6 separate regions of the Homo sapiens genome follow, and regions 1, 2, 4, 5 and 6 are each linked to region 3. The links are chromatin contacts, found by Hi-C or POLR2A ChIA-PET in ENCODE. All regions are on one chromosome and are shown on one strand. Each heading gives the region's core, a stretch centred on a gene start or an enhancer-like site at or near the end of the contact. The rest is flanking DNA. Distances are from core to core; before and after follow the strand shown.

The links. A loop is a pair of places that touch in the nucleus more often than their neighbours do. ChIA-PET counts read pairs that join two places held with the same protein, here RNA polymerase II (POLR2A). Pooled maps may share reads with other maps.
Region 1: a loop to region 3 is called in a pooled map, with 6 times the contacts of the local background. The contact joins the promoter of MAVS here to the promoter of MRPS26 in region 3. A Hi-C loop is called at or near these places in 1 of 37 single-sample maps with no recorded cell type and 2 of 50 pooled maps. POLR2A ChIA-PET finds 5 or more read pairs at or near these places in 2 of 52 experiments (B cell and PC-9).
Region 2: a pooled map shows a loop between it and region 3 (24-fold over the local background). The contact joins the promoter of ZNF343 here to the promoter of MRPS26 in region 3. A Hi-C loop is called at or near these places in 1 of 37 single-sample maps with no recorded cell type and 12 of 50 pooled maps. POLR2A ChIA-PET finds 5 or more read pairs at or near these places in 1 of 52 experiments (MCF 10A).
Region 4: a map of B cell shows a loop between it and region 3 (17-fold over the local background). The contact joins the promoter of ADISSP here to the promoter of MRPS26 in region 3. A Hi-C loop is called at or near these places in 1 of 168 maps with a recorded cell type or tissue (B cell), 1 of 37 single-sample maps with no recorded cell type and 8 of 50 pooled maps. POLR2A ChIA-PET finds 5 or more read pairs at or near these places in 1 of 52 experiments (activated T-cell).
Region 5: a loop to region 3 is called in a pooled map, with 12 times the contacts of the local background. The contact joins the promoter of AP5S1 here to the promoter of MRPS26 in region 3. A Hi-C loop is called at or near these places in 1 of 168 maps with a recorded cell type or tissue (CD4-positive, alpha-beta memory T cell) and 9 of 50 pooled maps. POLR2A ChIA-PET finds 5 or more read pairs at or near these places in 1 of 52 experiments (PC-9).
Region 6: a pooled map shows a loop between it and region 3 (4-fold over the local background). The contact joins the enhancer-like site here to the promoter of MRPS26 in region 3. A Hi-C loop is called at or near these places in 1 of 50 pooled maps. POLR2A ChIA-PET finds 5 or more read pairs at or near these places in 2 of 52 experiments (CD4-positive, alpha-beta T cell and T-cell).

Annotation. Positions count from the first base shown.
Region 1 is chr20:3,843,780-3,848,095 of GRCh38, reverse strand. MAVS (mitochondrial antiviral signaling protein) reads right to left here and starts at 1,262. Exons shown (of 7, transcript NM_020746.5): 1 at 1,193-1,262. RefSeq lists silencers at 986-1,365, 1,796-1,845 and an enhancer at 3,207-3,346.
Region 2 is chr20:2,507,588-2,511,931 of GRCh38, reverse strand. It overlaps ZNF343 (zinc finger protein 343), which reads left to right and starts at 3,017. Exons shown (of 6, transcript NM_024325.6): 1 at 3,017-3,051. RefSeq lists enhancers at 1,596-2,191, 2,733-3,042, 3,693-3,752.
Region 3 is chr20:3,043,750-3,047,629 of GRCh38, reverse strand. It overlaps MRPS26 (mitochondrial ribosomal protein S26), which reads right to left and starts at 1,578. Exons shown (of 4, transcript NM_030811.4): 1 at 1,350-1,578; 2 at 1,111-1,257; 3 at 893-1,016. The coding sequence starts at 1,561. It overlaps GNRH2 (gonadotropin releasing hormone 2), which reads right to left. Exons shown (of 4, transcript NM_178331.2): 2 at 3,062-3,222; 3 at 2,794-2,930; 4 at 1,883-1,944. The coding sequence starts at 3,215. The coding sequence ends at 1,894. RefSeq lists enhancers at 637-696, 2,037-2,096 and a silencer at 1,067-1,936.
Region 4 is chr20:3,766,005-3,770,009 of GRCh38, reverse strand. ADISSP (adipose secreted signaling protein) reads left to right here and starts at 2,257. Exons shown (of 6, transcript NM_001258429.2): 1 at 2,257-2,347. RefSeq lists enhancers at 923-972, 1,634-2,220, 2,348-3,112 and a silencer at 2,123-2,362.
Region 5 is chr20:3,818,993-3,822,985 of GRCh38, reverse strand. It overlaps AP5S1 (adaptor related protein complex 5 subunit sigma 1), which reads right to left and starts at 2,439. Exons shown (of 3, transcript NM_018347.3): 1 at 2,228-2,439; 2 at 693-884. The coding sequence starts at 868. RefSeq lists enhancers at 2,056-2,395, 1,936-2,639 and a silencer at 2,636-2,915.
Region 6 is chr20:4,036,360-4,040,117 of GRCh38, reverse strand. No RefSeq gene overlaps it. Among named protein-coding and RNA genes, the nearest start is that of RNF24, 23 kb to the right of the region's middle. RefSeq lists an enhancer at 2,125-2,174. Within about 2 kb of position 1,902, at least 14 of the 41 ENCODE cell types and tissues checked have a DNase peak (open chromatin) inside an H3K27ac peak, as active enhancers do.

The DNA of each region.
Region 1 (4,316 bases), core at 13-2,512, 800 kb before region 3:
CCTTCCTTTCTCATGGCATCAGCCAGGTACCAGAAGGCAGTCAGATGAGGCACTCTTCTGCATTCCAGCTTCAGCCACAGATGGAGGGGAAGGGATGATGTGGCCCAAACAAAAGGAAAGGAAGCCCACATTTGTTCACATTTATGGAGGGCCCATTGTAGACAGGCACATCCTAAGGTTCTTTCAGTTAATCCTTCCCCAATCCCGTGACAGGGAAAGTGTTGCCAAGGTGCACAGCTGGCCAGAGGCTAGCACAGGATTTGAACCCAAAACCTGCTGCCTCACTGCAACTGGTCATACACCTTGCAGGGCACAGAGACCCCTGCAGCGAGACCCACACAGCCACCTGCCTTCAAGCCCAAAGAGGACCCAAGGTCACTTGGCGGGAGGGAGGCTGAGGGTGCACTTAGGTGGAAGCAACATTTAGTCCAGACATTAACCCTGCTTTCACATGGCTGCCACAGGTCCCAGGTCGCTGGCTGTCCTCCTAGATATTTTTGAGGCTTCACGGCTTCCATACAGAGAATCCCTTTTTCGTGTTTTTGGTTTGTTTCATGTTTTCTTGGCACTTCCTTCCCAACTGAGAAGGAAGTAGGTGACAGAGTGTTCCCAATACAGCAAAGTTTCCGACCTGACTGTCCAGAGGCTCTGAGTGCATCCCGGAAATAAACACCCACCCTTCCCAAAGGGACAGGCCTCACAGCCTTGGATCGGATTCCTGGGCGCGACCCAGGTCCGCGGAGGGCGGGGAGGCCGTTTTGAGCTGGTGTCGCCGCCGAGAACTGTCCAGACCCAGCGGAGGGCGGCAGCACTCGACCTCTAGGCGCACCCGGTCGAGGCTCGGCCCCACCTTAGCGTCACCCTGGGCCCGCGGGCGGCAGGAGGAGGTCAGCGGCCGCTGCCCGTCCCCTTCTGGCCCTACCTTTCCCCCAGCCTGAGCAGACGCCCAGCGCCACCTACCCCCTTTTCCCCGGATGCTGGATGCGGCGCCTGGAGCCCTCAGTGTTCCCGAAACTCTTGCGACAGGGCCCGCTCTTCCGGATCCCCGCGCGTCCTGTCCCCTCCTGGGCCCCCCGCGCACCCCAGACCCAGGGCGTCCCGGCGGACTCCGTCCTGCCGCTGCAGCCACCTTCCCTAAAGGCGTCCGTGCGTGCTGAGCCGAAAGGACCCAACGCCCGGGAAGCGATCTTACCTCGGGTACCCCCGGCCCTGAGACCTGGCGACCGCCGCCCGGGGCCCAGGACCCTTCCCGCAGCGAGGAGGCGGGGCGGGCAGAGCGCGCGGCCATTGGCCATGTGGAGGGGCGGGGCTACTCGGCCGCGCGTGGTTGGCTGGCGACGCAGGCGGCTGCGCAGCGGGGACGGTCACTGGGCCTTGGTTTGCGGGTCGGGAAGCGCTAGACTGGGCTCGGAGAACCGACCTGATTTTTTGCTGGGGGCGCGCAGTCTCGAGCAACTTCCAGGGGAAGTCCGGTGTCCGGCCAGAAACCAGGCAGGTGGCCGGCCTCGGAGTCATCGGGGGGCTGAGAATTCCATCCCCACGCTTCCCAAGTGAAGCAGCCCCTCCTCCCCCTGGGAACTTTGAGGGGTGAGGGTCTTCGTGTCGTTCTCTCCGGCACCCCCATGGCCTGGCATACAGTTAGTGCCCAATAAACGTTGGGTGCCGCTGAAGTCACAGGGGCAAGGATGCCTATCCTGGAGACGTGCACGCTGGGCCTGTGGGAGTGGGAGCGGGCGGGGGACTGCTGGGTAGGTAGGCGCAAGGCAGGGACGCCAAGGTTGGCTGGCGGGCAGGCTGGGTATGGGTTGGGTGCTGCGTGGGAGAGGCCTCTTACGCCCAAGGGCCTGGGACAGGTACCTCCCGCAGTTCCTGCCATCTGCCTCGCCCTTCCCCTTCTGGGGCAGAGGCCAGCACTTACTGAGCACCTACGATCTTCCAGGCACAGGGTCTTCTATTCTTTTTTTTTTTTTTTTTTTTTGAGACAGAGTCATGCTCTGTCGCCCAGGCTGGAGTACAATGGCGCGATCTCGGCTCACTGCAACCTCCACCTCCTGGGTTCAAGCAATTCTCCTGCCTCAGCCTCCCAAGTAGCTGAGATTACAGGCACATGCCACTGCGCCCGGCTAATTTTTGTATTTTTAGTAGAGACGGAGTTTCACCATGTTGGCCAGGCTGGTCTCAAACTCCTGACCTCAGGTGATCCTCCCACCTCGGCCTCCCAAAGTGCTGGGATTACAGGCGTGAGCCACTACGCCCAGCCTCAAGTGAGGTTTTATTACTGTACTTTATATCCCTGTGAATATTTCACAACCTTCAGCATTTACAAAGTATGCTTAATCACACCTGAACTGTAATAAAACCAGCTCTGCCTAGTTTAGCCAAGAGGGCATAAATGTTGATTAGTTCAAGAATCAATCCTGCCTGCTCCCCACCGGAGCAGCTCTAGCAGCTTCATATCTAATTCTTTCAGGAAGAACATTGAAAGTGTAGGAGCGGGCTTCCAAGTGCAGCTATCACTCCTGTCTTTGCTGGACCTCAAAGAGCATTCAAACAATCCCACTGCCTGACTAGGTGGTTCCCTGCCACCTATCAACAGCTTTTATAAAGATTTAGACAAAGAAGAACACAACAACATGCTTATGGTATTCCTATCAAAAGCTCATGATCTGAAACTAATCATAGGGAAACAGTAAGCAAACCCAAAACGAGAGACATTTGACAGCTGTCCTATCCAATACAATGGCTACTAGCCACATGTAGCTATTTTAATTAAAATTAAATAATACTTAGAAGCCAGTTCCTGAGACCCACGAGCCACATTTCTCTTTTTTTTTTTTTTTTTTTTTTTTGAAACAGAATCTCACTCTTTCACCCAGGCTGGAGTGCAGTGGCCCAATCTCGGCTCACTGCAACCTCCGCCTCCCGGGTTCAAGTGATTCTCCTGCCTCAGCCTCACGAGTAGCTGGGACTACAGGCGCATGTCACCACGCCCGGCCAATTTTTGTATTTTTAGTAGAGACGAGGTTTCACCATATGGGCCAGGCAGGTCTCAAACTCCTGACCTCAAGTGATCCACCCACCTTGGCCTCCCAAAGTGCTGGGATTACAGGCGTGAGCCACTGCACCTGGCCCATGAGCCACATTTCAAATGCTATTTTCATGTAGCTAATGGCTTCATACTCGGTGACACAGAGCATTTCTATTTTTTTTGTTTGTTTTGTTTTGAGACAGAGTTTCACTCTTGTTGTTGAGGTTGGAGTACAATGGCGTGATCTCGGCTCACCACAACCTCTGCCTCCCAGGTTCAAGCGATTCTCCTGCCTCAGCCTCCCGAGTAGCTGGGATTATAGGCATGCACCACCATGCCCAGCTAATTTTGCATTTTTAGTAGACACGGGGTTTCTCCACCTTGGCCAGGTTGGTCTCAAACTCCCGACCTCAGGTGATCTGCCTGCCTCAGCCTCCCAAAGTTCTGGGATTACAGGTGTGAGCCACAGCGTCAGGCCCAAACAGAGCATTTCTATCATCACTGAAAGTTCTATTGGATAGCACTGCTCTGCAGAATAACTCTTCAAAAATTTCAAGGTCAGGAAAAACAAGGAGACTGAGAGACTGCTCCAGAGAAAAGGACACCAAAGTGACATGACAACTGAATGCAATATGGGAACCTGGGTTGGATCCTGAAACAGAAAAAGGACTTCAGGTGAAATCCAAATAAGGCTTTTGGATCAGTTAACAATAATCTAGCTGGGCATGGTGGCTCACGCCTCTAATTCCAGCACTTTGGGACGCCGAGGTGGGTGGATCACCTGAGGTCAGGAGTTTGAAACCAGCCTGGACAACATGGTGAAACCCTGTCTCTACTAAAAATACAAAAATCAGCCAGGCATGGTGGTGGGCACCTGCAATCCCAGCTACTCAGGAGGCTGAGGTAGGAGAATCGCTTGAACCCGGGAGGCAGAGGCGGCAGTGAGCCGAGATCGCACCATTGCACTCCAGCTTGGGCAACAACAGTGAAACTCTGTCTCAAATTAACAACAACAACAACAATCTGTCAGTGTTAGGATCATTGTACTGGGTTATGTAAGATGTAAACATTTGCATTATTTTTGCAACTATGTTGTAAATCTGAAATTATTTCAAAAATATAAAGTAAAATAAATCATCTTTTGACCCTATCTGGCTATTTATATTATCTTTTATTTCTTATTGCATCCCACCCTATTTCATGGGTGTAATTCATTGATCACTGTCCATTTATTAGGAGAAGAGCAAGTCCAGAGAGTGATCTATGCTCTAGGCTGCCCCCAGTGAGG
Region 2 (4,344 bases), core at 1,768-4,267, 540 kb after region 3:
CTTGTCTAATTGCTATAAATAGACCTTCCAGTACAATGTTGAATAGAAGTGGCAAAAGTAAGCATCCTTGTCTTGTCACTGACCTTAGGGGAAGAGTTTTCAGTTTTCACCATTGAGTATGATGTTAGCTGTGGGTCTGTCATAATTGCATCCCATGCTGTGAATGTAGGCTTTGAGACTGCTGAAGAGCCAGGGAGGAAAGCAGGGCGAGGGGCAAGTAAAACATTGCAAAATTTTCCTAATTTTCTCTTTTATGAATAGACTTCATTTTTAGATGAATTTTATGTCCATAGCAAAATTAAACAGAAGGGACAGAGATTTCCCATTGATGTCACCTCTGTCCTTGTATTTTTAATTCAACTGTTCCATAGATTTTATTCACGTGATGAATAACAGTCACATGGAGCACAGAGGGATGCTGAGGGAGGGCTCCAGATCAAGGGCTGGATTTGAAACTGTCCCAATTGTCCCACAGAATTGATGTTTATGGTTTCTTTGAATAAACAGAAATTGGTCCTTCCAGGCCAGGTGCGGTGGCTCATGCCTGTAATTCCAGCACTTTGGGAAGCTGAGGTGGGAGAATCACCTGAGCCTAGGAGTTTAAGATCAGCCTGGGCAACATGGTGAAACCCCATCTCTACAAAAAATTAAAAAATATTGCCAGGTGTGGTGGCATGTGCCTGTAGTCCCAACTACTCGGGGCTGAGGTGGAAGACTCACTTGAGCCCAGGAGGTTGAGGCTACATGAGCGGTGATCATGCCACCGCACTCTAGCCTGAATGACAGAGCAAGTCCCTGTCCAAAAAAAAAAAAAGAAAGGAAAAGGAAAGAAAAGAAATGGATTCCCCCAGTCTTAAAACTTGAGAAGGTCACATTTGTCCTGAGTTCCTTTCTCAGGAAAACCAAACATCAGGCCTCCCAGATAGTATCAAGGAGCTGCAACTTACCAAATCATTGCATGTGGACAATGAGAACCCACACTCCTCATCAGTCATATTGCCTAACCAATCACCTCCTTCCTGTTCCAACTTACCTCTCCCTAATTTCTGTTTTCCCACACATAGTTACATTTCTTCCCTGCTATACAAACCCCTGATTTTGGTCAGTCAGGGAGATGGATGTGAGACTGATCTCCCATCTTCTTGGCTGCAGCACTCAATTAAGGCCTTCTTCCCTTGCAATACTCGTCTCAGTGATTGGTTTTCTGACTGGCAACCAGCAGGACCTAGACCCAACCCCTGGTGTTTCAGTAACAGATTCTGCCCAGTACTAACACGGCAGCCTCCAAGACAAGAGAAGGGAATTGGTCCTTTCTGTGAAAGGCAGGACAGAATATCAAGAAATGTTTGTCTGTCTCCTGGCTCACAACGGCCTTGGGGCCATGTTCTCTATCTCCTGAGTACTGGAGAACAGAGAAGCCTCAGAAGGCTGATATTGGGAAGGTGAAAAGAAATAAGAAGATGGAAGGAGGTGTTGGAGAAAATAAAAACAAAATCTCCTGCTAACCCAGAAAATCCCCTTCACAAACGTAGAAAAGAAGGAGAACAGTTTTATTACCAAATAATATTGAACTGGACTGGGAAGCACATTGTAGACAATCTGCTAATCAGATGCCAGACAGAAAGAGATCTTACTTTTTATCTAGTTGGGCAGATACAATCTATTACAAACATGTCCTCAAAATTAATGGTAATTTGCCCCCTTGTAAGAGGATTTGACATTGTTTGCTATACAATTTTTCATAATTCATTCTAAATTCACCTGGTAATTGGAGTAGCCATCTACACTAGTTAATTGCCTTTATCAAAAAGAAAAAATAAAACTTTTATCTGTGACAAGCGGGCAGTTACGAGTTTGGAGCTAGGCACCTAAGCTAAACTCCCAAGGTGACAGGGAGATAAGGGCACTATCTTCTTCACTGTTTACATTTCAAAGAGATGGCTCATCAGGCCTTTGGGGGAAACATTCCTCTTTTGTAAAGTTGGCAGGTGCTTATTCAGCCTTTCAAAAGTATCAGGTACATATCAAAGGAGCACTTATACATAGATTTCTCATGGAAATACTCCAAGGGCGTGAGGTCAGGTTTATTTCCCCTTCAGTAACAAGTAAAATTTAATTCAATTTGTATTTGCCATTAAGATTTAAACGCGCCTCCTATGAGCTGAAGGTCTGATCTGCAAACCCCTAATTGCCGTGTTGCAGAAGGTACCAGCGTAGCCCAGTTTTAAAAATATTATTAGTTTTAAAATATATACATTTAACTCCTGGGCTCAAGCCATCCTCCAGCCTCAGCCTCAGCCTCCCTCGGGGTTACAGGAATCCCAGGCGCGCGCCACCACGCCCGGCTCTAGTAGCCCAGATCTGAACCGGGATCTTAGATAAGAGGCCAGAGAGCCAGACTCCAGCCTGAGTGAAGCTTCCACCCTCCAGAAACTGGATGAGAGTCTGTCCCTAACTTTGAGGACTTCGACAAGAAAGGTGACTACAGGCCACCCACAGGAGTGCACTGGTGTTGAGGGTAAGGGTTCAACTGAGACGCTGGGAGGCGGCTTTGCCCTGCCTGTGTGTCACAGGCAACACGAAGTCGAATCTACATAGTGCTCACGCAAGGTAGTTCGCGTGCTATGGAGCCTCAGCCCAGGGAATTCAGGTGGTCCGGTGCAGTAAACTCTGTACCCAACACACGCCTGACAGACAGCGCATTGCTCCCGCTAGATTCGCCAATCGGAAATGACTTCTCTCGTTGACCCCAGCTTCCGGAAGCGCCTGCGGAAGCTGCCGCAGAGGCTTGTGGGGAGTGTAGTCTTTTTTTTGCAGAATGGGCCAAGGGGACAGAGACTTCACTCGGGAGCCAGAACCTGTTTTCAACATGGGTATTTTAAGAAGAGACGGAGAGGCTGTCACTGCAGTGGTCACTGTCCTGGAAAAGTAACCGTTGCACGGCCCAGAAGTGGCTCTGTGGCGGCCAATGGGAGCCGAAGCCTGCGAGGATGTTGGGAATTGTAGTTCTGGCGTCGGTCGGTGGCCGAGATCCCGGGCACGCTGGCTCTGGTGAGCGCGGCCTCCGCGGCTCCTTGGCCCCAGGATGCCCTCTCTCGTGGGGAAAGGAGGGTCGGGAAAGGCCGAGCGTAGGTTAGGACGCGGGGTAGAGTGTGGCCAATGGGGAGTGCGGGTTGGAGATATTTGGTTTTTGGAGGAGAGGGCGCAGCTCGCGGTGCTCATTGGGGCGAGGCGATGGGGTGAGCCCCTGCTTGCCCGGACCTCCGCGGACCTTTTTTCCCCCCGGGGGGACGAGAGTGACCTAGAACTCTAATGCCTGTCTTGAACCAGGCGGGATTATTCTGGGTCAACCAGTTTTCGAATACGGAGGGCGGCCCCAGTCGTGCGTCCTGGGGTTTATTTGGGCTGTGGGGTTGAGTTCTGCCAGGGCCAAATGGACCAACATCCCCGCGGCTGGGGTGGGGACGTGGCTAGGTCCGCACATCCCTGGGTGGTTTTTGGCTGGGGAGCGTCTTGAGTCCTGCATCACCGAGTTTTTCTGTTTTTTGGGTGGGGCTGGATATGTCCCGAGTGGTGACCGGGGTGGTTAGGGGGAGGCCGTCTCAGGCCTTGATGCTTGATGGACCTTGGTTTATTAGGGGTTGGGGGGTTGGAAGTGGAGGTGAGCTTGACGTGGTCAAAATATCCTGAGAGGGCCTGGGCGAGTGTCTTGGGTCAGGAGTCCCTGGGGTTTTTAGGGAGGTGAGGGAGGTTTCGTCCTCTGATAGTGGTGGGCTGTATCACTCTGACAGGCATCTAGGCAGCTCTTTTGAATGGGGGCAGGTCTTTTCTCTGGGACCTGTTGTCTCAAGGTGTGTCATGTGGGAGGTGCCCCCTGTGCTTTGTGGCAAAGTTCCTGGGTTTGGTCGTCATCTGGGTGGCCCGTCTGGCTGACTCCTTTCCTGGACTGCTTTTCCCTCACATGTTAGGGCCAAACATCTGGTTTGGGGCTGTGAAGGGTTAGGTCTGGTGGGGAACTCTGACGGCTTCTAGTTAACAATCCAAATCACTTCCGGCATATGGTGAGTTCTGGATATCAGGCGTTTAATTTTATTTTTAATTTTTTCGTAGGGACAAATTTTAAACCTACCTAGTAGAGCTATTCAGTGAACTGCCACGGACCTGTCACCAGATTCCACATTTGTTAACTCATGGCCAATTTTGTTTCATCTACATCCCCTCAACCCTATGTGTGGATACACTTTGAGAATTGTCAGACCCCACAGGGATTGGCCATTGCTGACATCATTACTGGCCCAGCTGGCTAAGCGTGTGGCGCTCCACAGCTAGACTTCAAATCTAGGC
Region 3 (3,880 bases), core at 329-2,828:
CCCTGGGGAAGCATGCCTGGAACCCAGGTCCTATTTGAGAGCCCCTCTGGCCTCCCAGTGGAGTGATATCAGGTTGCTTTTCCACGTTCCTCTTTTCTCAGACACTTCAGCCATAGCCCCGAGTGCCAGCTATGAAAATCTCACGTCCTGGTAGGTGAAATCCGTCCCTCAGTGGTCCCCTCTGAATCACTCTAACTCATCCTTCCCCCCATTACTTTATTTATTTATTTATTTATTTATTTTGAGACGGAGTCTCACTGTCGCCCAGGATGGAGTGCAGTGGCGCCATCTCGGCTCACTGCAACCTCTGCCTCCTGGGTTCAAGCGATTCTCATGCCTCAGCCTCCCGAGTAGCTGCGATTACTGGCGCACACCACGCCCGGCTAATTTTTGTATTTTTAGGAGAGACGGGGCTTGGCCAGGCTGGACTCGAACTCCCGACCTCAAGTGATACGCCCGCTTCGGCCTCCCATAGTACTGGGATTACAGGCGTGAACCACCGCTCCCAGCCACCCTTCTATACTTTAAATCAAGCCTCATCCATTCTCACTGCATTACTCCTAAGTGGTCTCCCTGCTTTTAAGTCGCACACCTGCTAATCCTAGCCTGAAATACTTAACCCTTCATGGCTTCATCACCTGTTATGCAAAATACAACCTCTTTGTGGAACGCAGGGTCCCTCCCACAGACCTGCTAGGTACCTGAACACTGTCCAATTACTCCGCTCACCTCCGGGTCTTTGCGCCTGACTGGCACTCTCCTCTCCAAATCCGGACCTGCCAACTGTAAGTCTCTGCACATAGCCAGCGCCCGCGTCGCGGTGCCCAGAATTCCCAGTGCCCCGCAAGCCGCGTCCCCGGCTGGAGTCCCACCCTCCGGAGACGTTGCCCACCTGCAGCTGCAGCACTTCCCGCTCCTTGCGCTGCGCCCAGGCCTGCACCTCTTCGGCCTTGCGGGCCTGCTCCAACGCCTGCCGCTGCTCCTGCTCCCGCTCCTCCTGCCGCAGCCTCGCTATCCTGTGAGGGTCAAAGGGCCGAGGCTGAGCGGGGCCCGGGCTTCTCCCAGGCCGGCCAGGCCGCGCCGCCCCGCCCCGCCTCCCGCCCCACGCACCGCAGCTCGTGCAGCCGCCGGTTCTCCGCCTGGTTCCAGGCCATCAGCTCGCGGTGCTCGGCGGCGTCCTTCAGGGCCTTGCGCTCCGCCAGAACCCCGGCTCGGGCCTCGTGCACCTTCCTCTGCACCTCGGACACGAACTCCATCCTGGGTGCAGACGCGCCAGGAATCAGCACCCTCTCCGCCCACTCCCACCGTCACCAGCGCGCGCGGGCGGCCACCTCCCCCCGGCCGCACACCTGAGGGCGCGCACGGTCTGGCGGTAGTGCTGGTAACGCTCCATCAGCACGAAGAACTCCGCAGGGTCCACCGCGGGCGGCATGTTCACTCGCTCGATCTTGGATTTGGCCAGCGGGTCGTGGCGGGTCTTGCGGCCGCGCGCTGGCAGCACCAGAGGGGCCCGGGGCCTGCACGGGGTCCCCGCGCCCAGGCGGCTCAGCGCGCGTAGCATGGCCGAGTCTCCTCACTGCGGCCGCGGTGCCGGGACGCCACCGTGCCCCGGAAGCGGCGCGGGGAACCTTGGGACCTGTAGTCCTCGGGCTGTCCCTCACGCCCCGCCCGGCCGTGTGGCCTCTGGAACCGAAGCGGCGACCCTGCGGACGTCCGCATCCCGCCCCCAGGCTCTGGCCCGGCCTTCCCGCCAGGGCCCGGGGCCATCCCTTAGTTACTCCCGCCCGCGGGGCCGGACCCGCGTCCCTCCAGCCCCCACGCAGGGAAGGGTCTCAGCGGGGAAGACAGGGAGGGGACGAAGGACAGAACTCGACGCAACAGCTTCGGAGAACCTCACACTTTATTGGAGGATGGCGGGGCGGGGCGGGGCTCTCGGGCTGCGGTCTGCGGAGGGAGAGGTGGCGGTCATGTCTCAGGACACTGGTCTCGTAACCGCCGAGCTGCCATCTTCCTGGTTCTCTCCCCTCTCGTCCCCCCCAGTCCCCATGTGGCCTCCCACAGCAGGACGCCCCCCGCCTCCCGTAGAAGCCTGAGGATCCAGCTAGTGTGGGGATCTCCAGCTCCCTTGGGCATGCCCTCTTGTCCACCCTAAACAAGCCTGACGCATAGAAACCTCAGCACATACACACAAATCAGGCGGTAAGACATTGCCTCATAGGAACTAACCACTTTCTTCTTTAGTTACCGGGCTCTCCTGATGCACTGTAAATGTTTGATTTGCAAAACAGTAGCAAACCATTTCCCCACGCCTGTCTTCTGCTATGGTCTTGGGGAGCTCTGCAGTCCCTGAGATGTTCCTAGTGCACATGTCAGTCACCACCTGGTCCTCTTGGCCCTGTTGTCTGTTTGAGTGAGGTTGCATCCCTCACCTCTTTCCACTGGCCTGGGGTCTGTCCACCTCAAGACAGTCATTGGCTTGTCAGGATGCCTGTGGGATCCCATGGCCACCACTGTCTTATAGAACAATTATCTCCTTCTAGTCTACTAGTGACTTTGGTCTTTAACCCAAGTGCTTTGTAAATTGTCTAGAATCCTCCTGGGAAATAGGAAGGATAGCAGACAGCACCCTGCTGTGTGCAGTAGGGGCACTGAGAAATGGCTGGGGGTGCTGTGGCAGGGGGCATCTCAGTGGTGTTTCATTCTCCCCACCCTCCCAGCACCCAACCCTAAGCCACAATGGCCTCTGATGACCAGTGGCTGGTCTTGATGCTGGGGACCTCTCACCCTACTCACCAGCAGTGTCCGTGCCAGGTGTCGCTTCCTGTGAAGGGACCACTGGGCCGTGGTCCTGCCCTCCCAGGGCATGCTGTCGTCCAGGGGAGCCAGGGCATCACTTGGGAGGCCATGGGCAGTCTGGACTGGGCTGCCTGCTGCAGTGTCCAGGGCCCTTCCTTAGAAGGGAACTGATGCTGTCCTCCCTACCCCGACCTCAGGCTCCAGGAGGGTGGGGGAGCCCCCGGCCATCACTTTCTTCCTCCCCATGAGGCTGGGAGACACCCACCTGGGGGCCTAAGGGCATTCTGGGGATCCTGGGCTGAGCTGAGGGCTCGCTTTCCTCCAGGGTACCAGCCATGGGACCAGTGCTGAGCCTCTGAGGGTCCAAGGTGGGCAGTCAGCAGCAGCAGGAGCAGGAGGCCTCGCCTGGAGCTGGCCATGGCTGCTCTAATGGACAGGGTACAGCATTCAAGGAGACTTACCTCACCCCCACATCCCCCTACTTCCTCCAGGGCCACTTTGGAAAACTGGCATCTCAGGGGCAGCTTTGGTATCTCCTTATGCCCTTCCCTCTCTGCCACCGCTCCTCATCCCAAGCATACAGGGGTCCAGATCCTGGGGGATCCTGGCCCAGCAGGGGATGATGCTCCAGGGGACGAGCCTTCTCCCTGAGCCTGGGGCACAGAGGCTACCTGCCTTGCCAGCTCTGAGGGCCCTCCCACTTGTCCAGGTCCATCCATCTTTCCTTCAAGGAGTTTCCAGAAGTGGAAGAAAGTTGGAGGGGAACAGAGACCTGAATTCAGGCCAATGGATGGGAGGATAGATGGATGGTCAGGGGAGTTCTCAATGTAGGCGTGTTTGGAGCACCAGTGCTAGGGAACCAGAGTTGCAGGCCTTCTGCCCTTTTCTCCGTGGCCTGCTGTATCTCTTCCATAGTAGTTGGGGATGTGGAATGGATGAGTGGTATTGATGGGGGCAAGTGCTTCTACCCCTTATCCCTCCCATGCCAGGGGCAACAAGCACAAGAATAGATGGTAGAGCTGTTGGGGAGAGGAGAGGAAAAGGGGACTTCTCTGGCATGGTTCAGGGGTGGAGGCACCTGGGA
Region 4 (4,005 bases), core at 1,008-3,507, 720 kb before region 3:
TTCTTTGTGTGTGGTGTCCCTCCTACACTAAACTGTGAGTGCCTTCCACTCCACAGAGCCTAGCACAATAACTTACTCATCAGATACATTCAGTAAATGTTTGCTGAAAGGAGTTGACAATTCGGAAATAACCCCGGGCTGTGCAGTTAGCAGCCAGTTTGTGTTTGAGAGAGCCCACACCAGAGATGGTTTTGAGAAGTTGGCTAGAAAGACTTTTGAAAAAGGCAGGCTTGGGCCAGGCGCGGTGGCTCATGCCTGTAATCCCAGCACTTTGGGAGGCTGAGGCAGGCAGATCACTTGAGGCTAGGAGTTTGAGACCCACCTGACCAACATGGTGAAACCCTGTCTCCACTAAAAATACAAAAATTAGCCCTGGGTGTGGTGGCGCGCACCTAGAATCCCAGCTACTTGGGAGGCTGAGGCAGGAGAATGGCTTGAACCCGGCGGGGGAGGGGGTGGAGGCTGTAGTCAGCCGAGATGGCACCACTGAACTCAAGCCTGGGCGACAGAGTGAGACTCTGTCTCAAAAATAAATAAATAAATAAATAGGCAAAACTTATCTTGGTTGAAGAGGGCTTGAATTTTGGCTATGAGAAGAGAGCGGGGAGGGCCTTCCAGGTTGGAAGGTGGGATAATGAGGGGGAGGGGATCACAAATGTCTGCACAGACCCAGAAGGTAACTAACCGTGAGAAACAGGGATTAGCGGGGACTATGGTAAATTTATGTGCTCTTAAAGGGGCTTGTAATGCCAGGCTGGAAAGTGAGCCCATGTTGTCAGATCTTCTGATATTTCAAAAGCCACGAAACCAGATTCCTGATTCCAGAAAGAGGCGGAGGAGGCAGGAGGGGGAAGGACTTCTTTTAAAAAGCCCCATGTGAGCTAAACAAAATACACCTACGGGCCACTTTGGGCCCACCGTCTGCCAACTTTAGACTTTCAAGACAAGGTCTAAAGGTAGTGTGGTGGGAGTGGGTAGAGTGGGCAGGAGTGGATGGGCTGAGATCAGAATGTGAAAAGCTCTCAATGTAAGCGCTGTCTCTCAAACGCGAGGGCACATGAGTCACCCAAAGTGCTGCTGAAGTTTGTGAAGCGCTACTGGAGGCAGTCCCAGAGGGCTTTGGAGCAGGAGAGGGACGCGATGAAAACAAGAGCTCAGAAAGATTAATTTGCCAACAGTGTGCAGACTGGAGATCAGCAGACAGGTTATGGGCCACAGGGTGGCAGACTTGAGGGCTCCTTTAAGGCAGCGACCCCGGCCCTGCTGAAGGGAGGCTGGCCTTCGGCCGCCCAGGCCGTCTCTCTAGTTCCGTTGGAAGCAAGGCGCTGCGTGCTCCGGACGGCTTACTGAGGGCACTTTGGGGAATCCGTCCCCACGGGCGAAGTATAGGTGGGGTGTTCGCGAACCGGCGGGCGGAGAGCACCGGCAAGAACCCCCGCAGACCGGAGGGCCACGCCTCTCGCTCCTCGGCTCATTGCAGGCGCCCACATCCCACCCCGCGGTGCTGAGCGAGGCGCATCTCGCTGCCATGGCGACCGCCTCCATGGAGACCGGGAGCAGAGGCTGCGGTCCCCGGGGGCGCGTCACAGGCTCTCCCAGCCCCCAGCCCGCGTGCCTTCTTTGTTCTGATGCTTCTCCAGGCCGGGCCAGGCACCCGGGACGCGTCTCGGGCCCGCACGGGGGTTGCTTCTTTCGAGACAGGGGATGGGGTGGAAGGGGAAGAGGTCCAAACCCTGGGGTCGAAACAGGAGTGATGGAGGGTTCCTCAGCTCCTGAACGAGACCAACACGGCCCGTATCGATGGCCGAAGCCGGCGTGGAAGCCCAGGGAGAAAGGCCACCTTCGGGAGCTCCACCCAGCCCCGAGACGCGCCCGACAGCCCTCCCGAGAGCGAAGGGCCCAAGGGAGGTGCGTCCTAAGCAAGGTTCAAGGCTAGAGGCGCTATCCCCCAGGCGGAAGAAGGAGCGGGGGCGGGGCCTATCCGAGGCCCTCCTTCTCCCTCTTCGAGTGGTCGGTTCTGGCCCCTGGCCTAGTTGGGCCGCCTGCCCGTCTTCCTCGCGAGAGCTCGCCCGGCAGGCGCGGACTAGCAGGGCGCTGCCTCGGCGACCCTGGCACGTGACGTAGGCGGCCCTCGCCAGTTGGCCGTTCTTTGGAGCCCGCTCATTGGTCCGGAGCGTCCCTCGCCCCACCCTCCCAGATCAACCAATGGGCGGAGGCGGGGGCGTGCCGACGGGAGGGCGGCCGCGGCGCGGGGCTCCCTTCCTCGTGCTCGGCGTTGAGCTCCTGCAGCCGCCGCCGCTGCAGTGGTCGTCCCTGCCCTCCCCGGCCCCGGGGTGCACCCCGCAAGGTGAGGCCACCCCTCTGCTCCCTGCCTCCCGGTTCCTTCCCGTTCGCCGAGGTCCCCTCCCGGTCCCGGCCCTGTCCTGAGCAGTCAGTGCCTGGGACCCCAGCGGCCGTGATGGCAGGGCTGGGGTGGGGGGCTCCGCTGTCGGGGCCGGGCCTGGAGGACTCCCCAGCACCTGAACTAGAGTGATGTCAGGTTCCCGGGGCGCAGTGACCGTTAGCTGGTGCAGCTGGGGTGTTTTCCGCGAAGCGATTGTCCGGGGGCATGAGTGCGGTAGTGAGGGCGGGGGCGTAATGGGGTCAGCGCCCCCTCCTCCCCACGACCCTGTTCATTGCCGCTGCCTCGCTGCATGACCTTGGACCAGTAGCATCTCTGAGCCTCCGAGCCTCAGCACCCTCAGGAAGGAGGGCAGTGATGTCTGGGAGTGCGGGCTCCGGAGACTCCTGCGTCAGCCGAGGTGAGTGAAGGTGGGGAGTGCACAGGATTATCTCCGAGGGACAGAGCCGCCGCCTCGCAGCTCAGGATGGATTGGATGGGGGGGATGTCCGATTACATTTCCCCCCTCCCCCTGAGATGACAAGAATGGGGTGTGGCGGGGGTGCCACACCCACAGGGATGGCTGCCGGAGAGGATAAAGGGTCCTACACCTGGACCCTTGGGGCCTCGGGGGCTTGGGCTGCACCTCCCTCCCGGTGGTATGAAGGAGGAGGGACTGGATTTAGGTTCTGGACCCGTGTTTCCATTAGTAAGCAGGGACTGAGAAAGGGAAGTCTCCGCTTGCCTTTCTTCTTGAATCTTGGCACTGGAAAGTGGAGGTAGGGCATTTTTCTGCTCCGGGGAGTTGAAGAAAGTCGGGGCAGCACCCCATCCCTCTCCCATTCTGGTCTTTTGTGGAGGGAAAATGTAGCTGGATATCCCCCCACATTCTATCCATCCTGAGCTACGAGGCAGCAGCCCTGTCCCTGGGAGATAATCCTGTGTGCTCCCACCCTCACCTTGGCTGACCCCCTGGATCCAGCCTGGCCTCTGCTTCTTGGGACCTCTGGATCACAGGCCCAGGGCAGGGCCTAGGTGGGGCATGCTATCTGGAGGCTAAGCACCCACTAGCTGAGGGCAAAGTGGGGAGAATGCTGGGCAGAGGAGGGCAGCACTTGTTGGGGAGGCAGGAAGGTGTGGGTGGTGAGGGTCCCTTCTCCATATTCCCCCACCCCCACCCCCAGCACCTCACTGTTAGAAGGAGAGAGAACAGCCATACTTATCTTTGCACCTTTGGCCCACTGGAGGGAGAAGGAAATTAAATCACATTAAAGCTGAGTTGATGTGAAGCTGCCACAACTACTGACCTCCAGCCTTGCCTTTCCAGGCTTTGTTCTGAGTATGTGTGGCCTCTGCTGTGTCCAGTCCTGAGAGTCAGCGGGTCAGTGTGGCCCCATCTCAAGGCCTCAATGGCTGTTCTTTTCACAGGCGTGAGCTTTAATGGGAGGCTACACAGTGCTTCTGCTGGACTGAGTGCTTGAGCCAGGACTGAGCCCCAGGCTGGGGTAGGAGAGGAAGAGGTAGGGAGGGTGGAAGGTTGCGGAGTTCCTGGCTCAGAGAGAAAGACCTCGAACCACAATGAGAATGGGGACTGAAGAAGGAATGAGAAATGAGGTCTCAGACGT
Region 5 (3,993 bases), core at 1,190-3,689, 770 kb before region 3:
AGAGTGGTGCTACCCCACCCAGAATGCGGAGGTCCAGGAGGCTCCAGCACCTACCAGTTCTGGCTGGGTCTGAGAGGGGAAGAGCCAAGGCTAGCCACCCTAGTCTGGAACAGTATATTCCAAACTGTGATCTGGATCCCTGGCTTTCTGGAGTCCTCATGTACCACATCCTCTCTCTTCGTTAGAAATTCATAAAGTCTACAGGCACACTAAAGGCCCTGTTAAGTACTGCACTGAAAAGCATGTTTAATCTGTACTGTCTGCCTGCCTACTCTCAAATCTTAGTTCTGCTACTTTCTAGCTATGTAACCTTGGACAGGTTAAATTCCTCAAACACTCTATACCTCAGTTTACTCATCTATAAGGTGGAGATAATAACTATACCTACCTCAAAAGACTATTATGAGGATTAAATGAGTTAATATATATAAGATGTTCAGAATATAAATGCTTAGCACTTACAGGCTGAACAAATGCTAATTATACTAATAATGATAACAGAATTATTATTTATTTAACCCTTTTCACGTAACACTTATGAAAAGCTGTGGAAGACTCTCTGGGAAATGCTACTCTAAAACTTCCTCTCTGCTTCTTAGTCCTCCTATTTCTCTGCGTCCCCACTCCCCGAAAATACCTATTACAATCAGGTACGTGTTCAATGAAGGCCTGGGGCTGGGCTGTGTGGTTACCTGGCCACAGCTAAAATCTGTTCCTTCCGGAGAAGCCTGTCCCTCTCGGCACCATGCGGCCGTGGGTCATCAGGTGACTTCTCAGCACCGAAGACGCAGGAGTACAGCACTCGGCAAAGGCCCGTGTCCTCAGTATTCGGGGCCCTCAAGGTGTGAATGAGGAAGGCGTGGACCATGGCTCCAGGGTGGGTGCTACAGGGAAGCCAGAGACATTGGTAAGGTGAGAGTGAACCCCAGCAGGAGAGGCGACCACAGGAAGGGGCTGACCTGGCAGTGTCTGGGAGTGTATCCAGAGGCCAGTGAGGCTGAACACTTTGAATAACAGCATCTGAACAACATCACATAACAGAATCCAGTGATAAAAAATCTCAGACATACATAAGCAGAATAGGCATAAACTAAAAAAAAAAAAAAAGAAAAAAGAAAAACAAACAAACAAACAAAAAAAATCTCAGACCACCCTAAACCTAGTTCTACAAAACAACAGGTATCTTCAAAAGCGTCAAGGTCATGCGGTCATGGAAAACCTGAGGAGCTGCTCCAGACCGAAGGAGACTGAAGAGACCAGATAGCTGAATGCGACGTGTACTCCTGGATCGGGTCCTGGACCAAGAAAAGGGTAATTTGGGCCAGGTGTGGTGACTCACGCCTGTAATCCCAGCACCTTGGGAGGTCTAGGTGGGCGGATCACTTGAGGTCAGGAGTTCCAGACCAGCCTGCCAACATGGTGAAACCTCATCTCTACTAAAAATAAATTAGCCGGGCATGGTGGCGCATGGTTGTAACCCCAGCTACTTGAGAGGCTGAAGCCACAGAATCGCTTGAACCCGGGAGGGGAGGCTGCAGTGAGCCGAGATCGCACCACTGCACTTCAGCCTGGGCGACAGAGGGAAACTCTTGTCTCAAAAAAAAAGAAAGAAAAACAAAAGGATAATTTCCATAAAGGGCATTATTAGGACACTAATAAAAACTTTAAAAACATTTCAATATGGACTATGGGTCAGAAAAAGTCTTGACCAATGTTACCCGATTTTGAATGCAGGAGCTCGTCCTTGTTTTTAGAAAATAAACACGGATGGGCCTCTAAATATAGAGGAAACAGGATTTCATATCTGCAACTAACTCACTTGGTCCAGGGAAGAAAAAAGGCAGAGAGAAAAACAGAGGAAATAATAAGGTAAATGGGGCAAATGAGGTTACAACTTGTGAATCTCATCCAAGTGCATACAGGAGTTACCTGAAACTGTTTCAAAATAGAAACTAAATAATAGTAATGGTTATCTGGCTGGCTCAGTGGCCGGCCCGGGGGTTGAAAGGCGGCGGGTACACAGTCAGTGGGTATCTGTAGCTAAGGCTAAACAGACCGTCAGTTTAAACTGGTAAAATAGCAGGTTCGCAAAGGCACTTCGAGAACCGGAGCCCAGCACCCAATTGCTGACCTCCGCAACCCTCCAGCCGCCAGCAGAGCGCGTCATCACTCCGCGCCGCCGCGTCCCGCCTCTACTAGAGAAATGGTAGCGGTCAAGACAGCTTACGTCACTGCCTCCGTAACCTTGAGGCGCAAGGCACTTCGGGGGTTGTAGTTTCTTACTCCGGTCAGCCAGGCCTAAATGGGGCACCCCGCCCTGAATGTGTTGCCCCTGCAGCTCCGGTCCGCTGTCGTCGAGGCGTCGCCTCAGCCTTCCGTCCGGGCCCGCGGACTGCCACCAAGCGCTCCCCTCCGTGGCAGGAGAGCAATGGCGGCTGCGCGGCCCGTGGGCGCCTGCGCACGTCGGTCGCGGGCGCGCGCGCCAGCTGACGCCGTCGGGTTGGGCGGAGCGCTCATGTCCAGCGCGGTGCTGCAGCAGCCAGGTGCTGGCGGCATATCCCGATGCTTGGACCCTCGGCGTGGGCTGGCCTTGCAGTCAAAACCCTCCGGCCCCGAGCTGCCGGCAGGGACCATGCTGGTCACTCTCGCTGCGGGCTCGAAGCGTCCCCCGCTCGTTGCCCTAGATCAGCGGAGCCCCAGGCTGCCGACCCCGGCGGCCGCGAGGGGGCGCCGCGGCTCGGAGCGCGGAGTCTGCGGAAAAGGCCGGGGCCTAGTTGTCCCCGGAGGGCGGGGCGCGTCGCCTGCGGCCTTAGGAGGCTCCGGGACGGGCGGCGGGTGGACCTAGGCCGGGCCGCGCAGCTACGGGCTGCGGCTGAGTTCTTATCTAGCCAACATGCGTGAGAATCACTGGGGCACCAGTTCAAATGTACATTCCTGGGCTGTACCCCCGGAAATTATGACTTTGGAGGGAAATATGTGTATTTAGGCACATGGGTATTTTGCGCGGATTTTAAATACAAATATGTGTATTTTGCGCAGATTCTGAATTTGTGGGTTCCTGCAGCGGTTTAATGCTGTCACTCGGTTCGGCGCAGAACGATTCGAACGCTGCTTCTGGACTCTCAGTGTGTGTCCCTGGCAGATCTGTCAATTTCATTGGGCCCCAGTAAAACCTTGTAGAGTGTCGCCCAGGGCGAACGCTTAGTAGGGCTGACCAGCAAGCCCCCTTCTTGACTGGAGGCCATCAAAACAACAGGGAAGAGGTTTATACCTTAAACCTGAAAGGGGCACTCTGGCGCTAACCCCTATAGAGCCTTACGTAAAAGCCCCAACTTGGAGGCTTGGCCCATTGGTGTTTGGGGGCCCCACAAGGCCTGCCTGGGCCTCACTGCCTGACTTGCATGTGTTCCTCCAGCCACCACCACCACTACCACCCCCACCGCGACCATGAAGCTGCACCTCCTTTACCTCTTGGCATGTGAATGGCTTCAGCCTTGTCCCCCAAATGTGCCTCGGAGCCTCCCCCACTGACTGTTCCCCCAGCCTAGAATTCCCTTTCCCGGCTTTTTTTTTTTTTTTTTTTTTTTTTGCAGCCTCGCTGCCCGCTCCCATCAGCAATGCTCCTACCTCAGCCCCCCAAGTAGCTGGGACTATAGGCAGGCAACACATCCAGCTACTTTAAATTTTTTTGTAGAGTTAGCGTCTCACTGTATTGCCCAGGCTGGTCTTGAACTCTGGGCTCAAGTGATCCTCCCGCTTCTCCCCCACAAATTGCTAGGATTACAGGCGTGAGTCTCCACGCCTGGCCTTTCCTGTCCTTTTAATTGACCTTGTAGATATATACTCAGACAAAATGGGAGGAAGCCTTCCTGCTCAGGCTGCCCGTTGGCATTCAGCTGCGGCCTTTGCACCCCTGTGAATCAGGTCTCACCAATAGTGCTGATGGCTTCCATCTCCACTCCCCAGGGCCATGCACAACACAGGACTGGAGCC
Region 6 (3,758 bases), core at 653-3,152, 990 kb before region 3:
GTATATATGTTTACTATGTTACATACATATATGTTTACTATATATACACAGATATATACATACATAAATGCATATATACATATATACACATATATATGTAAACGTATTGTTTTGCGTGTCTTTAAACTTTATATAAATGGCAACATTAGGCCCGGCACGGTGGCTCAAGCTTGTAATCCAGCAGCTTAGGGGGCCAAGGCAGGTTGATCACTTGAGGTCGGGAGTTTAAGACCAGCCTGGCCAACATAGTGAAACCCTGTCTCTACTAAAAATACAAAAATTAGCCGGGCATGGTGGTGCACGCCTGTAGTCCCAGCTACTTAGGAGGCTGAGGCAGGAGAATCACTTGAACCTGGGAGGCGGAGATTGCAGTGAGCCGAGATCATGCCACTGCACTCCAGCCTGGGCGACAGAGCAAGACTCAGTCTCAAAAATAAATAAATAAATAATACATAAATAAATGGCAACATTATATATATCATTTGGTAGCATGCTTTTTTCACTCAACATCATGCTTTTAGAGTTATCTCTGATGATACTCATAAATCTTGTTTATTTTACCTGCTGTATTCCATTACGTGAATAGATCCAACTTCCTATAAGATGCACATTTCATTTATTTCCAGCTTTTGTTTTTTCAAATTATGCTGCAATGAACATTCCTTGTCTCCTCATGCACATGCAAAGTTTCTCTTGGGTATGTGACTGGAAGTGGAATTGCTGGGTCACAGGCCATGTGTGTCTTCCTCTCTATACAATATTAGCAAATTGCTTTCTAAAGTTTTATTCCAATCTATAGCAGGGTGTGAGATTATCTGCTACTCCACATCCTTGCTATAGTAGAGGATACTGGTGCCCCACACAGATCCCCTTAACAGGCTGGTCCACCCCTGGCCCAGCTGCTGCATGTGTCAGCTGCTAAGGGCTCCCAGAAATCCCCTTGCTGGAGAATCACGCTTGGTCATGGGAGTCCCCCGTCTTGTAACCCCTGCATGATTCCAGGCCCACAGTGGACCTCTATTTATCTGTTTTGAATGGGATCCAAAGGGTAGAAAGAAGAGAGGGAAGCAAGAGAAAGATGCCGCAGTCCCCCTCTTCTTGCCTGGAGCCTCCCAAGCTCCAAGGCAAAGGAAGACAAGGGGAGAGGAAGAGGAGGAAGGAAGAAATGAAGGAATGGCTCCAAGGAGGCGGACAGTAGGGAATATACATTTCAAAGCCTATCCCCTGGGCAGGTGGGCTGGAGAGTGGAAATGGGCAAGCCTCCCCGGGCAGGTGATATCGAAAACCCCGTGTCATCCCCTGCTGGGGAAAGCTGATTCTGCCTCCATCATCCTCTTGCTGACTTACTCCTTCATCTCCTTGCCTTTCTATGCCTGTGACACCTAATTCCCTGAGTCCATTCATTCACCTTGTTTGTTCACTGTATGCATCTCCAGAGAATGTTGTCCCATGCAAAGTAGCAGTTCATTGTTTATTGAGAGAATTAAATGATGAAATTCACTTGGTACCCACAGGATTTTTAATAGGAGACAAAAGGCTTTATAGAAGTTCCAAATTAATAATTTTTCCCCAAGTGTTACCAAACCCTCCATTTATACTCATTGCCCACAGGCACTTCCAATTATGAAACCATAGCCCATTTTCCATCACAAACCTAGTTTCTCTCTTTTTCCTCTCCCTGCTCACAGAGCCCTGCTCCCTCCTGTCGTTCTCTGCGATCCTAGTGCCCTGGGACAGGCTCCACCCGCCCTCTGGGCTGACTGCAGCTCCAGGCCGCACTCCCTTTCGGCTTCATGTGCACATTCTTGGCAGCCATTAAAACTCCTCTCTGAAACCACAGGCTCCACCCTCACCCTGCCTCTCTGCGGCCCTACCTCAGCCAAGGACTTCCTCAGAAGTAGACCCACCCCCCTGTCTTCTCCAAGCTGCTGTCACTGTCACCATCATCTCACTTCCTCTACCTCCTTCCCCCAGACACACACGCACATGCACACAAACACACACAGTCACGCATACACACACCACATGCTATGTAACCACTGAAATATGTCTTCCTCTGTATTTCTGCATTTTAGTTTATAGCCCCTTGTACCACCTTCCCCTTCTCACAGCACTGGCTTCCTCTGGGCAGATGTTGCCAACTCAGAGCCCCTTTTATTCTGAACCCTGGACCATGGGCATGTGGTGGACAGAATAATGATACCCTTCAAGATGCCCACATCCTAATCTCCAGAAGCTGTGAGTATATTACCTCACATGGCACAAGGGACTTTATGATGTGATGTGTTTAAGAATCTCAAGAGCCTGTAATACCAGCCAAGGCGGGCGGATCACTTGAGGTCAGTTCAAGACCAACCTGGGCAACATGGTGAAACCCAGTCTCCGCCAAAAAATACAAAAATTAGTCGGGCATTGTGGCACATGCCTGTAGTCCCCAGCTACTCGGGAGGATGAGGCAGGGGAATCACTTGAACCCGGGAGGCGGAGGTTGCAGTGAGCCGAGATCATGCCACTGCACTCCAGCCTGGGCGACAGAGCAAGACTCCATCTCAAAAAAAAAAAAAAAAAAAGGAGTGGGAAGGCCAGCACAGACAGAACCACCTTTGTGCTTTGGAGAATGCCCTCAGGCAAAGAGATGTAGTTTCTAGTTACAGAGCACACTGTAGTCATGAGTCCCACGTACTGAGGTGGGTACACGTTCAGTCAGCAGTGCCTCCCTCCAGAAAGGAGGCATCCCCCTACCCTTGGCCTCCATACCTTTCCTGCCCAGAGTGGAAAGATGATGGGCTCTGGGTTCTAATTCTGACACCTGAGTAGGAGTCTGTGGAACCCCATCTCAGTCTGGGTTTGTCTAGTGTTTTATCATGATGAGATTGATGTAAGAGATGATACTGTGCTCAACTCAAGGCATCACATCAGGGAGTACCTAATGTCAGTATCAATTATTACTAGTAATACTAACCTTGATCACTTGATTAGGGTGGTATTTACCGGATTTCTCCACTTTTATATTTTTTCCTTCTTAAAACGTTTTTAAAATTTATTTATTTTAAATTTTGTTTTATTCTTTATAACAATAGAGATGAAGTCTCACTCTATTGACCAGGCTGGTCTCAAACTCCTGATCTCAAGCAATCCTCCCATCTCAGCCTCCCCATGTGCTAGAATTACAGGCATAAGCCACTACACCCAGCCATTTTTTCCTTTATAATTAATAAAAATACTTTTAGCAACTATCAGTGAATCTTACTGCAACCATTATTACTATAGGTTTGCCTAATGGTGCTTTTCTATTTCCCTCATTTTTAAACCTAGTTTTAAATTCTTTTACACTGCAGTTTCCTCATTTGTAAATGGGGATGATCATTATACCTACCTCACAGGGTCACTACGGGATTAATTAACACATATGAAAGTGTATGGCACATCACAGGTGCTTAGTCAACGTGCTTCTTTTCCCAGCATCACTCAGGGGAAGACCTGGTTCATCAGCCGCCTGCCTCAGACTCTTTGCCTGCCCTGCTTCCCTTGTTCATTGGTCCTCTCCAAGCCCTGAGGGGGATGCTTAACGTCCACTGGAAGGGATTCCAGAGTAAAGCGTCCACACCCACACCACAGGGAGCAGAACATCTCCCCGATGAGTAAACGAGAGAGTGGTCCTGTGGCTGATAGTGCCCTCTCACCTGATGGGCAAAGTCAAAGATAATCTGTCAAAGGAGGAAGCTATCCTTGACTTAGCACAACACAGAGACCAAGAG